2 separate regions of the Homo sapiens genome follow, and region 1 is linked to region 2. A link is an interaction called in ENCODE POLR2A ChIA-PET data of the cell type or tissue named here. Cell type or tissue: GM12878. All regions are shown on one strand. Links, peaks and the distances in the headings refer to the core of each region. The heading gives the core; the rest is flanking DNA.

Evidence for each region. Peaks named below come from ENCODE experiments on the same cell type or tissue, not always from the same donor. Only the 100,000 strongest peaks of a DNase experiment are listed, where the experiment ranks them.
Region 1: POLR2A ChIA-PET joins it to region 2 with 6 read pairs; 11 of 35 experiments call an interaction of 5 or more read pairs at or near these places.

The regions. Positions count from the first base shown.
Region 1 is chr1:45,306,098-45,311,695 of GRCh38, forward strand. No RefSeq gene overlaps it. Among named protein-coding and RNA genes, the nearest start is that of LINC01144, 5.0 kb to the left of the region's middle. RefSeq lists an enhancer at 316-495. In GM12878, for the core only: no CTCF peak of the experiment used is centred there; no DNase peak of the experiment used is centred there; H3K4me3 peaks cover 177 bases; H3K27ac peaks cover 593 bases.
Region 2 is chr1:45,543,023-45,548,620 of GRCh38, forward strand. No RefSeq gene overlaps it. Among named protein-coding and RNA genes, the nearest start is that of AKR1A1, 5.0 kb to the right of the region's middle. RefSeq lists enhancers at 669-818, 839-888, 2,685-2,864 and a silencer at 1,945-1,994. In GM12878, for the core only: no CTCF peak of the experiment used is centred there; DNase peaks (open chromatin) are centred at 959 and 2,159; H3K4me3 peaks cover 1,512 bases; H3K27ac peaks cover 3,074 bases.

The DNA of each region.
Region 1 (5,598 bases), core at 608-4,607, 240 kb before region 2:
CTTAATTTCTCCTTACCATTAGAGCGCTCAGTGATCATATTGTTGGTTTTTTTGTTGTTGTTGCTTTGTTCCAGTCTGAAGTTGTTGTTTAAGGATCCTAATTCTTGTTCAGAGATGCATTCTAAAGGGTCTTCTCTATTGCTTTTTCTCCCAAATTTAAACTTAATTCGGTTTGTCTGTGTGCATTTGCGTGAAGAAGTGAACTGTTGTTTTCATACGTTAATGACAGTTTTCTCAGCTCTGAAGAGAAAAGGCATTTACTCCTCCCAGCTGAAAGCGCCCCTAGGTGACTGGGGGCCTCATGGGAGTCTCTGGGGGGGTTAACCCCTTGCGACGTGCAGCGGCCCTGGAGGGAAATCCCCAACAAAAATTAATTTTAAAAATGGCTCATCCAGGAAACGCATATAAGGGCTGATCGCCCAGCCTTTTGAGCCTTTTCTGGGGTCATAAACCTCTGGAGAGAGAAACTGAGACATGTAAGAGGGTGGAAACGACTCAGCGATGACACACTGTAGCATCCTGCCCACAAGCAGCACATAGCAATCAAAAAACCTGGGCCACAGCTCAGTTCCTCCTATTAAGAGAGAAAAAAAAATTGGGAAACAATATAAGAATGAGGAGGAAACAAAGAGAATGACCCCCTTTCCAGCACTCCATAGGTTGTATGGCACATCTACTTGCCAAAGTTTATGTAAAATGGAAATAATATGGTCTTTGTGCACATTTACATTAAGGAAAAAGAGCCCTAAGATCGACCTGCAAATTATAGAGTTCCTAAGTGCTCTTTTTCTCGATTTTTTTCTTTTCTGCCTGCTCTAAATCTGCTGTTATTTTTCTATTAAGATAAAAACCACTGCATCCAACAAGTTCTTTTTGCAGGGTGGTGAATTTGTGTTTATCTCATGGCTAAAAGTTCTGAAGTAAAAGCTATAGGATATTTGTTTATGTGTGTGTCTATGTGTGTGTGTATATATATTTAAAAGGCCTTTATAATTTCTACGATTTTATGCTTAATTGGCAATTAAATCTGTTTTAATTTCCCTCTAGCACACCAAACGTTTTCTCTCCGACCTTATAATGTAAATTTTGCTATTTGACTTTCACCTAAGTTGTTTCCTTTAATATGCAAATTTAAGGCTATTTAGCTGAAAACTGCCCAGGGTTATGAAATAGGTCATCAAGAATCTGAAAGTCTAATATAGGGGAAAAAAAGGTTTTCATAAATCTGTAAAATGTAGTTCTAAAGCATGCCTAATATGTCTGTGTATTTATGTGTTGTGTACACAGTGTTTCACTACTAAAAATATATAAAAGAGTGCTAATTAATTGGCTTAAAACAATGAAAAGCGCTTAAATCATATACTACAAAAGACTAGTGAAATGCTCTTTCAAGTTTATGTAACTTAAGTAAAATCTTTAATAAATAAGCTTGCTTTAAAATTAATGGTAAGGTAATATTAGAAACATCTTAAGAATTGCCCGCCTACATTTTTCTTTGCATGTATTAATGAAGCAATTTCATACTCATCCCTGCCAAATATTATAAGGTGTCAAAATTTGGCATAGGGGTAACAAAACTATAAACGCAGCCCAAGACAGAATGATCTTGCTTGTGTAACCTTTAACAAATAAGATGTTGATATTGGTTTAATGAATGTAGTTATATCTTGAATTATTTAGTAAAATTACCATAACCTCTAATTTTGTGGCTTTAGGCAGTCTAATCCACAGATGGTAGGTAGGTTTGTTTTGGGAAAGGACTGTTACCATCTTTGTTTCAAAGCTAAACTATAAACTAAATTTCTCCCAAAGTCCAGGAATGAACAACGACAGCTTGGAGTTTAGAAGCAAGATGGAGTCAGTTAGGTCATATCTTCCTCACTGTCTCAGTTATAATTTTGCAATGGCAGTTTCATAACTTTATTTATTTTTTAATTTTATTTTTGGAGATGGCGTCTCACTCTGTCACCCAGGCTGGAGTGCAGTGGCACAATCTCGGCTCACTGCAACCTCTGCCTCCCTGGTTCAAGGGATTCTCTTGCCTCAGCCTCCCTAGTAGCTGGCATTACAGGCATCCGCCACCACACCCAGCTAATTTTTGTATTTTTAGGAGATATGGGGTTTCACCATGTTGGCCAGGCTGGTCTTGAACTCCTTACCTCCGGTGATCTGCCCACTTCGGCCTCCCAAAGTGCTGGATTACAGGCATGAGCCACCACGCCCAGCGGTTTCATAACTTTAAATCATGACTTTTGGGCCTGGGTGCAGTAGCTCACGCCTATAATCCCAGCACTTTGGGAGAATGAGGCAGGCAAATCACCTGAGGTCAAGAGTTCAAGACCAGCCTGACCACCATAGAGAAACCCCGTCTCTACCAAAAATACAAAATTAGCCAGCTGTGGTGGCATGTGCCTGTAATCCCAGCTACTGGAGATTACAGTAGATTACAGGTGCCTGGGCAACAAGAGCGAAATTACATCTCAAAAAAAAAAAAAAAATCATGACTTGTGGTTTTCATAATCTAGGTAAACCATTAAAATAAAAAAATTAGGTAAATGTAATGGGATAAATACTGGCAGACAAATTTGTCTTAATTTATAATATAAAGTTAAATTAATAGATATTTCATTATTTGGGTATTTTCCAATAAAATATATAATATAGGAAAACATTCTTGATTTTAAAAAGTGTGAACTTTCTTAAAAAAGGTGAAAAAGTTTTGTCTAATTCAAAGATTATTTTAAGGTTGTGAATAAAACAAGGTAAAAGAAACCAGGAAATAAAAAGAGATGTAAAGACAGAAAAAAAAAAGGTTTTTTATGGTAAGAAAGCTTAAAGAGAAATAATGTTATACGAGAAAGAATCTTGTATGGTGGCTGCGAGCAGTGGCTTATGCCTGTAATCCCAGCACTTTGGGTGGCCAAGGTGGGTGGATCACCTGAAGTAAAGAGTTCTGGACCAGCCTGACCAACATGGTGAAACCCCATCTCTACTAAAAATACAAAAATTAGCCAGGCATGGCAGCATGCGCTTGTAGTCCCAGCTACTCAGGAGGCTGAGACAGGATAATTGCTTGAATCCATGAGGTGGAGATTGCAGTGAGCCGAGATTTCACCACTGTACTCCAGCCTGGGCAACAGAGCAAGGCTCCATCTCAAAAAAAAAAAAAAAAAGCACTTACTAAAAAAAAAAAATATTGAATGGTAAATTTAGTCCTAAAATAAAATGACTAATTGTTTAAGAAGGAGGGATGTTCAGCTCAAGGCAACCTCTGCCTCCCGGGTTCAAGCGATTCTCCTGCCTCAGCCTCCTGAGTAGCTGGGATTACAGGCGCACGCCACCATACCCAGCTAATCTTTGTATTTTTAGTAGAGACGGGATTTCATGATGTTGGTTAGGCTGGTCTCGAACTCCTGACCTCAAGTGATCCACCTGCCTTGGGCTCCCAAAGTGCTGGGATTATAGGCATGAGCCACCACGACCAGCCCAAAAATTTTTTTAATTGAGGTTACTATATCCATGTGTCTTCTTGTGTGTACTTCTAAAGTCCTTGTGACCTTGAGTTACAGGGCTTTGACTCCTGGGTCAAAAAGGACACCAAGTCCTGCTAAATCTTAAACACTGACAGCAATTAAAGCCTCATCAGGCTCCATAGAAGATGCCGGTCAAAATAAACTGCATTTCTGAGACACAGGGCCAAAAATTAAAGCCGTTCAACTCCTTAAGGCCCAGGGACTATCATGGAAGAGGTGGGCACGTGAGATTCTAAGGGCTGATTTTGAAAGATAAAGTTCAATTTCTCTATATATTAATCACTAACGTCAAAGGCACTTGAATGTGCTGATGAAAGACTAGCACATGGGCCCCTGTGTCAGATTAAAAGAGACTCTCCTGCCTCTTGAAGCATTAACTGACTCCTTAAGAAAGGCTATAGGCTGGGTGCGGTAGCTCACGCCTGTAATCCCAGCACTTTGGGAGGCCGAGGCAGGCGGATCATGAGATCAGGAGATCAAGACCATCCTGGCTAACATGGTGAAAGCCCGTCTCTATTAAAAATACAAAAAATTAGCCGGGCGTAGTGGCGGGCGCCTGCAGTCCCCGCCACTCGGGAGGCTGAGGCAGAAGAATGGCATGAACCCAGGAGGTGGAGCTTGCAATGAGCCGAGATCGCGCCACTGCACTCCAGCCTGGGAGACAGAGCCAGACTCCGTCTCAAAAAAAAAAAAAAAAAGAAAGCCTATAAAGTTTATAAAAGGCTTATGGAAGCTCTATCTTACGGTCAACATTAAAATTTTCTAGATCACTTATAAAATTTTGAAAAACAAATTTAATTAGCTTATTGCTGTTTTTCTTAAGTCTTCTTGCTTGGAAAATTAAGTTGCCTCTCAAAGAATGAAGGTTTTAAAAAAAAAAAACATTGAGTTATCACTTTGGTTAAATGAATGACTTATTTGACAATGACCTGTGATCCTATTTTGTGATATCAAGTGTTTTAAACCTTTGATACTCAACAAGCTTTCTAAAATCAAATTGTAAATTAGGTCTTTTTCTGATGTAATTAATCCTTTGAGAGATTAGGTTCCCTAAAGTCCAAAAATGACATAATTTGGTTTATTTGGTATAAAAATGATACAGGTAGCATTGTCAAATATGAAATGGTGTCTCATTTTCTTTAGGCTGTATTTCTATAATTATGTTATTAATATGTGTTCCAATATTATGGGAAACTCCTATAATTCTGATATAACTTAGTGTACATTATCAGTAATAATTATAATTGTTATGTTAAATTATTGTATGCCACAGAGGTAAATTTCCTTGTCAATTTTGTCTTTGACTATGGCTGCCCTAAAACCTTTTGTCATCTACGAACAATTGTTGTCTTGTTTTGGTCCTCTTTGGAAGATGGTTCTATAGTCAGCTATGGAACTCTAACAGTTGTTCTTGAATGCAGGTTTCTGATAACTTTGGAGAGTGTGACATCAGAATAGAAGAAAAACTTTAGGACTCATGGAGAGCTAAAATGTTCATGAGTATCAGGCAGAACAGAAATTAACTGCATGGACTGAACTAATCTTTATAACTTTTTGCTTAAAATGTTTGCTGAACATTTGTTTTGTGTTTGAGAGTCTTAAAACTTCTTTTGAGCTACTGACAGCTTTTAACAATTTAATATACTCCTATGAAAAAATTTGGAGCATATTTGTTTCTCTCTACCTGATTTCTTCAGAAATTAGAAGCTATTTGTGAATATTCTTAACTTATGGCAAGACAGTTATTTGCATAAGTGCAATAAGAATCTGTTTTTGGCCGGGTGCAGAGGCTCACGCCTATAATCCCAGCACTTTGGGAGGCCAAGGCGGGCGAATCACCTGAGGTCAGGAGCTCAAGACCGGCCGGACCAACATGGAGAAACCCCATCTCAAAATACAAAATTTAGCTGGGCATGGTGGCGTGCACCTGTAATCCCAGCTACTTGGAAGGCTGAGGCAGGAGAATCGCTTGAACCCAGGAGGCAGAGGTTGAAATCAAATGAGATCATGCCATTGCACTCCAGCCTGGGAGACAGAGTGAGACTCCATCTAAAAAAACAAAAAA
Region 2 (5,598 bases), core at 618-4,617:
TCTGTATTTATCACATGGATGCACAACAATTTATTTTGGATATTCCCTTCCTACAAATATTTACGTAATATGTTTTAATTTTTTTATATTAAAAATATATTTTAAAAATAGAGACAGGGTCTCGCTATGTTGCCCGGGCTGGTCTCAAACTGCTGGCCCCAAGCAATCCTCCAATCTTGGCCTCCCAAAGTGCTGGGATTACAGGCGTGAGCCACCACGCTCAGCTGATTTGGGTAATCTAAACAACACAGTAAACAGCCTTGTCCCTTTTCTATTATTTCCTAAAACTAAGTTCCTTACAATTGCTGAATCAGAAGGGATGGACATTTAACATTTTCATATATATTATCAAATTGCCTTATATATATGTTTTCTTTTTCTTTCTCCTACTTGTATTTTGAAGTATATATATTTAAATTTGTAATACTTTTTTTTTTTTTTTTTTTTTTTTTTTAGAGACAGGGTCTTGCTTTGTCATCCAGGCTGGAGTGCAGTGGCACAATCATAGCTAACTGTAACCTCAAACTCCTGGGCTTCAGTGATCCTCCCACCTCAGCCTCCATTGTAGCTAGGACTACAGGTGCACAACACCTCTATTTTTGTAGAGACAGGGTCTCAGTATGCTGCCCTGGCCTCATGTGATCCTCCCACCCAGCCTATGCTCCCTTCTTATCAAACCACATGTAGTTCCTGGAATGTAACATCCTGCTTCATTCCTCCACAACTTGGCACATATCAATTCCTCTGCTCAGACTACCATTCTCCAGCTTCCTTTAACTCCCTTCCCAACAACAGTCTATTTTTCCAAAAAACTCCTGGCACATGGTAGATATCATTAAATATTGGTCAGTCGAATGAATAAATCAATCACTTCTACCCACTTTTAGCACAGAGCAGCCTCTGTGGGTGACATGTGCAACAGAAGACCGTAAAATTAGGAAATGCAGTTGACAGGGGAAATCCGCACCGCCATATGACAGGCTGTCTGCTTCCGTCAGCGGTTATTCCCTTGCCTGCCTGCCCTAGCCCACACCACTTCCTCCTCTTCCCCCCACCCCCGACTTTCCAGTCCCAGTCCATTGGTTTCAGTTGGCTGCAGCCTCCTTTCCACCACTTCACTGCAGCATTGATCTTTGTAACTGCCATAATAGAACTGATTCCTACCCTGATATAACTATAGCTTCTATGCCAACAGCTGTAGCTCTACATAATCATGTGTGTGCATGTACAGGTGTAAGTGTGCTTGCATGGGTGCATGAGTGTATATGTGCGCATGCATGAGAGAGAAAGAGACTGCAACCCTGTGCAGAGTCCTCCTCCTCTATTCTGGAGTTCTGTCTCTGTCAGGGATGGGTGGCAGTTTGTAGTAGTTTCACTTGAAGGGGTAGGAGAAGAGGGAACAGTTTTCCTATTTCAACCTAGCTTGCAGCAGCCTATTTTGAATATAAATAATAATCATTACCACTCATTAAATCTCTATGTACCACCAGGCACTTTACATCCATTGTTTCATTTAATCCCCAAACAACTCAAAAAAGTAAGCATGGCCAGCTTGGTGGCTCATGCCTATAACTGCAGCACTTTTGGGAGGCCAAGGTGGGAGGATCGCTTGAGCCCAGGAGTTTGAGATCACCTGGGCAAATATAGTAAGACCTCGTCTCTACAAAAAATAAACAAAATTAGCTGAGCACGGTGGTGGACAGTTGTAGTCCCAGCTACTTGGGAGGCTGAGGTGGGAGGATTGTTTGAGCCTGGGAAGTCAACACTGCAGTGAGCCGTGATCATGCCACTGCACTCTAGCCTAGATGATAGAGTAAGACTCTGTCTCAAAAAATAAATAACATATATTTAAGAAATTAAGAATTTTGCTTTGGTGCATAATCAGGAAAAAAGCAATAAATGGTTCTGAGGACCAAGTCACTCTGGTGGGATTGGGGATTGGAGCTCAGATCCCAAAAGATGAGGTAGCTGACTGCATAATGCAGTCCCCAGGGCCTGGTGCCAGCCTTGCTGGCTCTCAGCAGCCACTTGAATGGGACCACAGGATTTGAGGGGCCTGAGAGGGAGAATAATGCCTCAGTGCACAGGCCCAGGGCCATTTCCAGTAGCTACCTGTGTAGGGACTTTCACTACTTGGGGGAAATGAGTCAGGTCTTGTGAAGTTGGTTTCAGAGCTGGCCAGAGTTTAGGAATGATTCGGCCCTAATAGGGGATTAGAAGGAACTTAAATATGTTCCTTAAATGTGCGCTCATTACAATGTCACTAGAAGGTCCACGCATAAAGTCAAGATCTTGTTCAGGCCCCCTTATCGCCCTGCTTCGTATATGGGTCCTCTGGGAACCTGAACTCTGTTCTTCATTCTCATTCAGACAGCCTAGCCTACAGTAAGCAGGAAGTGCCAGCAAATAAGTCACTGGGGTAGCTCCGGGACAAACTCAGAGACTTGGACAGCAGGCATTTATTTCTTCATCTCTTCTACCTGGCCACATTCCTCTTAGGGTCTAGAAACCCCTGCCAAATGCTAAAACGTTCAGTGAGGGGTGCTGAGAACTTAACCTTTCCCTCCCTCCTGCCTAGTTGTCCAGAAAGGGATGCTCCCTTCTCCTTCCTAGACAGCCATTCTCACTTTCTAGCTCTTCATCTGTTTCAGCCTCCTCTGTCGCCACACAAGGCCAACCCTGCACACACACATAGGTATGCATTCTGCCTGTTCTACATTAGCCCCTCTGGACTGTGAACCTTGAAGGCAGAGAACAAGGCTGGTCCTTTTTTTTTTTTTAAATTTTTGTGATGAAATCTCACTCTGTCACTCAGACTGGAGTGCAGTGAACAATCTTGGCTCATTGCAACCTGCACCTCCTGGGTTCAAGCACTTCTCCTGAGTAGCTGGGATTACAGGTGCCTGCCATCACACCCGGCTAATTTTTGTATTTTTTGTTTGTTTGTTTTGATTTTTGTTTTTCCGTCGGATTTATTTCCTCACATTACAGCATACTTTTCATATGAGCCTACACATATCAGATGGTAACTCTGGAATGGGTGAGTCTGTGACACTGACCCAGCACAGCTGTGAGGGTGATGACAGGCAGGTTAGCAGGTGCGCACAGAGGGGCTTTCTTCTAAATTGGAGGTCAGGTTAGATGATTCAGCTCCGCAGAGCTCATTCAGTGCTCCGTCTTCTGGTGGCTTCCCTTGATTTCTAATAAAAGCTGCAGATGGAGTCACTCAGTTCCACATGGCTGGGGAAGCCTCAGCAAACTTACAATCAAGGTGGAAGGCACCTCTTCACAGGGTGGCAGGAAAGAGAATGAGTGCCTAATTTTTCTATTTTTAGTAGAGATGGGGTTCCACCATGTTGGCCAGTCTCGTCTCAAACTCCTAACCTCAAGTGATCTTCCCACCTTGGCTCCCAAAGTGCTGGGATTGCAGGTGTGAGCCACCGTGCCCGGCCAAGGCTGGTCCATTTTTGTGCCCAGTGAAAGGACTAGGACATAGTATATGCTAAGTAAATGTTAGCTAAATGTATGATCCATGATCCCCCCCACAATTATCCCATTATTTTTTTTCTTTTTCTTTTTCTTTTTTTTTTGAGACAAGAGTCTCGCTCTGTCACCCAGGCTGGAGTGCAGTGGCATGATCTTGACCCACTGCAACCTTCACCATCCAAGTTCAAGGGATTCTCATGCCTCAGCCTCCAAAGTAGCTGAGATTACAGGCGTGCACCACCATGCCCAGTTAATTTTTTGTATTTTTACTAGAGATGGGGTTTCACCATGTTGGCCAGGCAGATCTTAAACTCCTAATCTCAAGTGATCCACCCGTCTTGGCCTCCCAAAGTGCTGGGATTACAAGCTTGAGCCACCGCGCCCAGCTTCCCTCCATCATTTTCTCCACTTTCATATCTCCTGTCTCTTCCACTGGACCCTTCCCCGCTGCTTAGCACGTGGTCATGCTCGCATTTCCCACATAGTGAAAAACTCTCCCTCCATCTGCATCAAGTCACTATTAACCCATAACTTTTCTTCCTCTTACTTTTTTTTTTTTTTTTGAGACAGGGTCTCACTCAGTTGCCTAGGCTTTGTAGTGGTGGGTGCGATCACAGCTCACTGCAGCCTTGGCCTCCCAGGCTCAGGTGATCCTCCCACCTCAGCTTCCCAAGTAGCTGAGAACACAGGTGCATGCTACCATACCCAGCTAATTTTTGTATTTTTTGTAGAGATGGGATTTCACCATGTTGCCCAGGCTGATCTTGAGAACCCCTGGGTTCAAGTGATCTGCCTGCCTTGGCCTCCCAAAGTGCTGGGATTACAGGCATGAGCCACTGTCCCTGGCCTTTACTGTATCCTTGAGAAGTCCTTCCTCTGATTCTCCATGTCTTCATCTCCTGTTCATTCCTGAATTCAGGTCATCTGGCTCAGGATTAACCATTCCACTGAAGGAGCTCTCCACATTGGTCACCAATGATCTTCATGTCCACCAAATCCAAAAGTTTCTGCTGTGGATATCAGACAACATGAATATAAAGACTATGGTAAGTAGTGGATGCTCAATAAAGTGGTTGTTCTTATATTCTTATTTGCTCACTTCTGTTTTTTTGTTTTTTAAAAATTATTATTTATTTTTGAGATGGAGTCTTGCTCTGTCGCCCAGACTGGAGTGCAGTGGCACCATCTCGGCTCACTGCAACCTCTGCCTCCCAGGTTCAAGCAATTCTCCTGCCTCAGCCTCTCAAGTAGCTGGGATTACAGGCACCTGCCACCATGCCCAGCTAATTTTTGTATTTTTAGTATTGATGGGATTTCACCATGTTGGCCAGGCTGGCCTCGAACTCCTGACCTCAGGTGATTGGCCCGCCTCGGTCTCCCAAAGTCCTGGGATTACGGGTGTGAGCCACCACACCTGGCCTGTTTGTTTTTAGACAGGGTCCTTGGTAAAAAGAATTTGAGGGGAAAAAAAAAAAGAGACAAGGTTTTGCTCTGTTGTCTAGGCTGGAGTAGAATGGCACAATCATGACACACTACAGCCTCGAAGACCTGGGCTCCAGCAATCCTCCCACTTCAGTCTCCTAAACACCTGGGACTATAGGTGTGCACCACCGTGCCCAGCTAATTTTTATATTTTTTGTAGAGATGAGGTTTCACTATATTGCCCAGGCTGGTCTTGAACTACTAGGCTCAAGTGATCCTCCCTTCTTAGTCTTCCACAGTGCCGGGATTACAGCCATGAGCTACTGTGCCTGGCCTGTAGGTTCTTCTTTTACGTATTTTTTTTTTTTTGAGACGGAGACTTGCTCTGTCACCCAGGCTGGAGTGTAGTGGTGCGGCTCACTGCAACCTCTGCCTCCTGGGTTCAGGCGATTCTCCTCCCTCAACCTCCTGAGTAGCTGGGACTGCAGGCGCGTGCCACCATGCCCAGCTAATTTTTGTATTTTTAGTAAAGACGGGGTTTCACCATATTGGCCAGGCTGGTCTCGAACTCTTGACCTCGTGATCTGCCCGCCTTGTGCTGGGATTACAGGCGTGAGCTACTGCGCCCGGCCCCTTTTTTTTTGAGACAGAGTTTTGCTCTTGCTGCCCAGGCTAGAGTGCAATGGCACA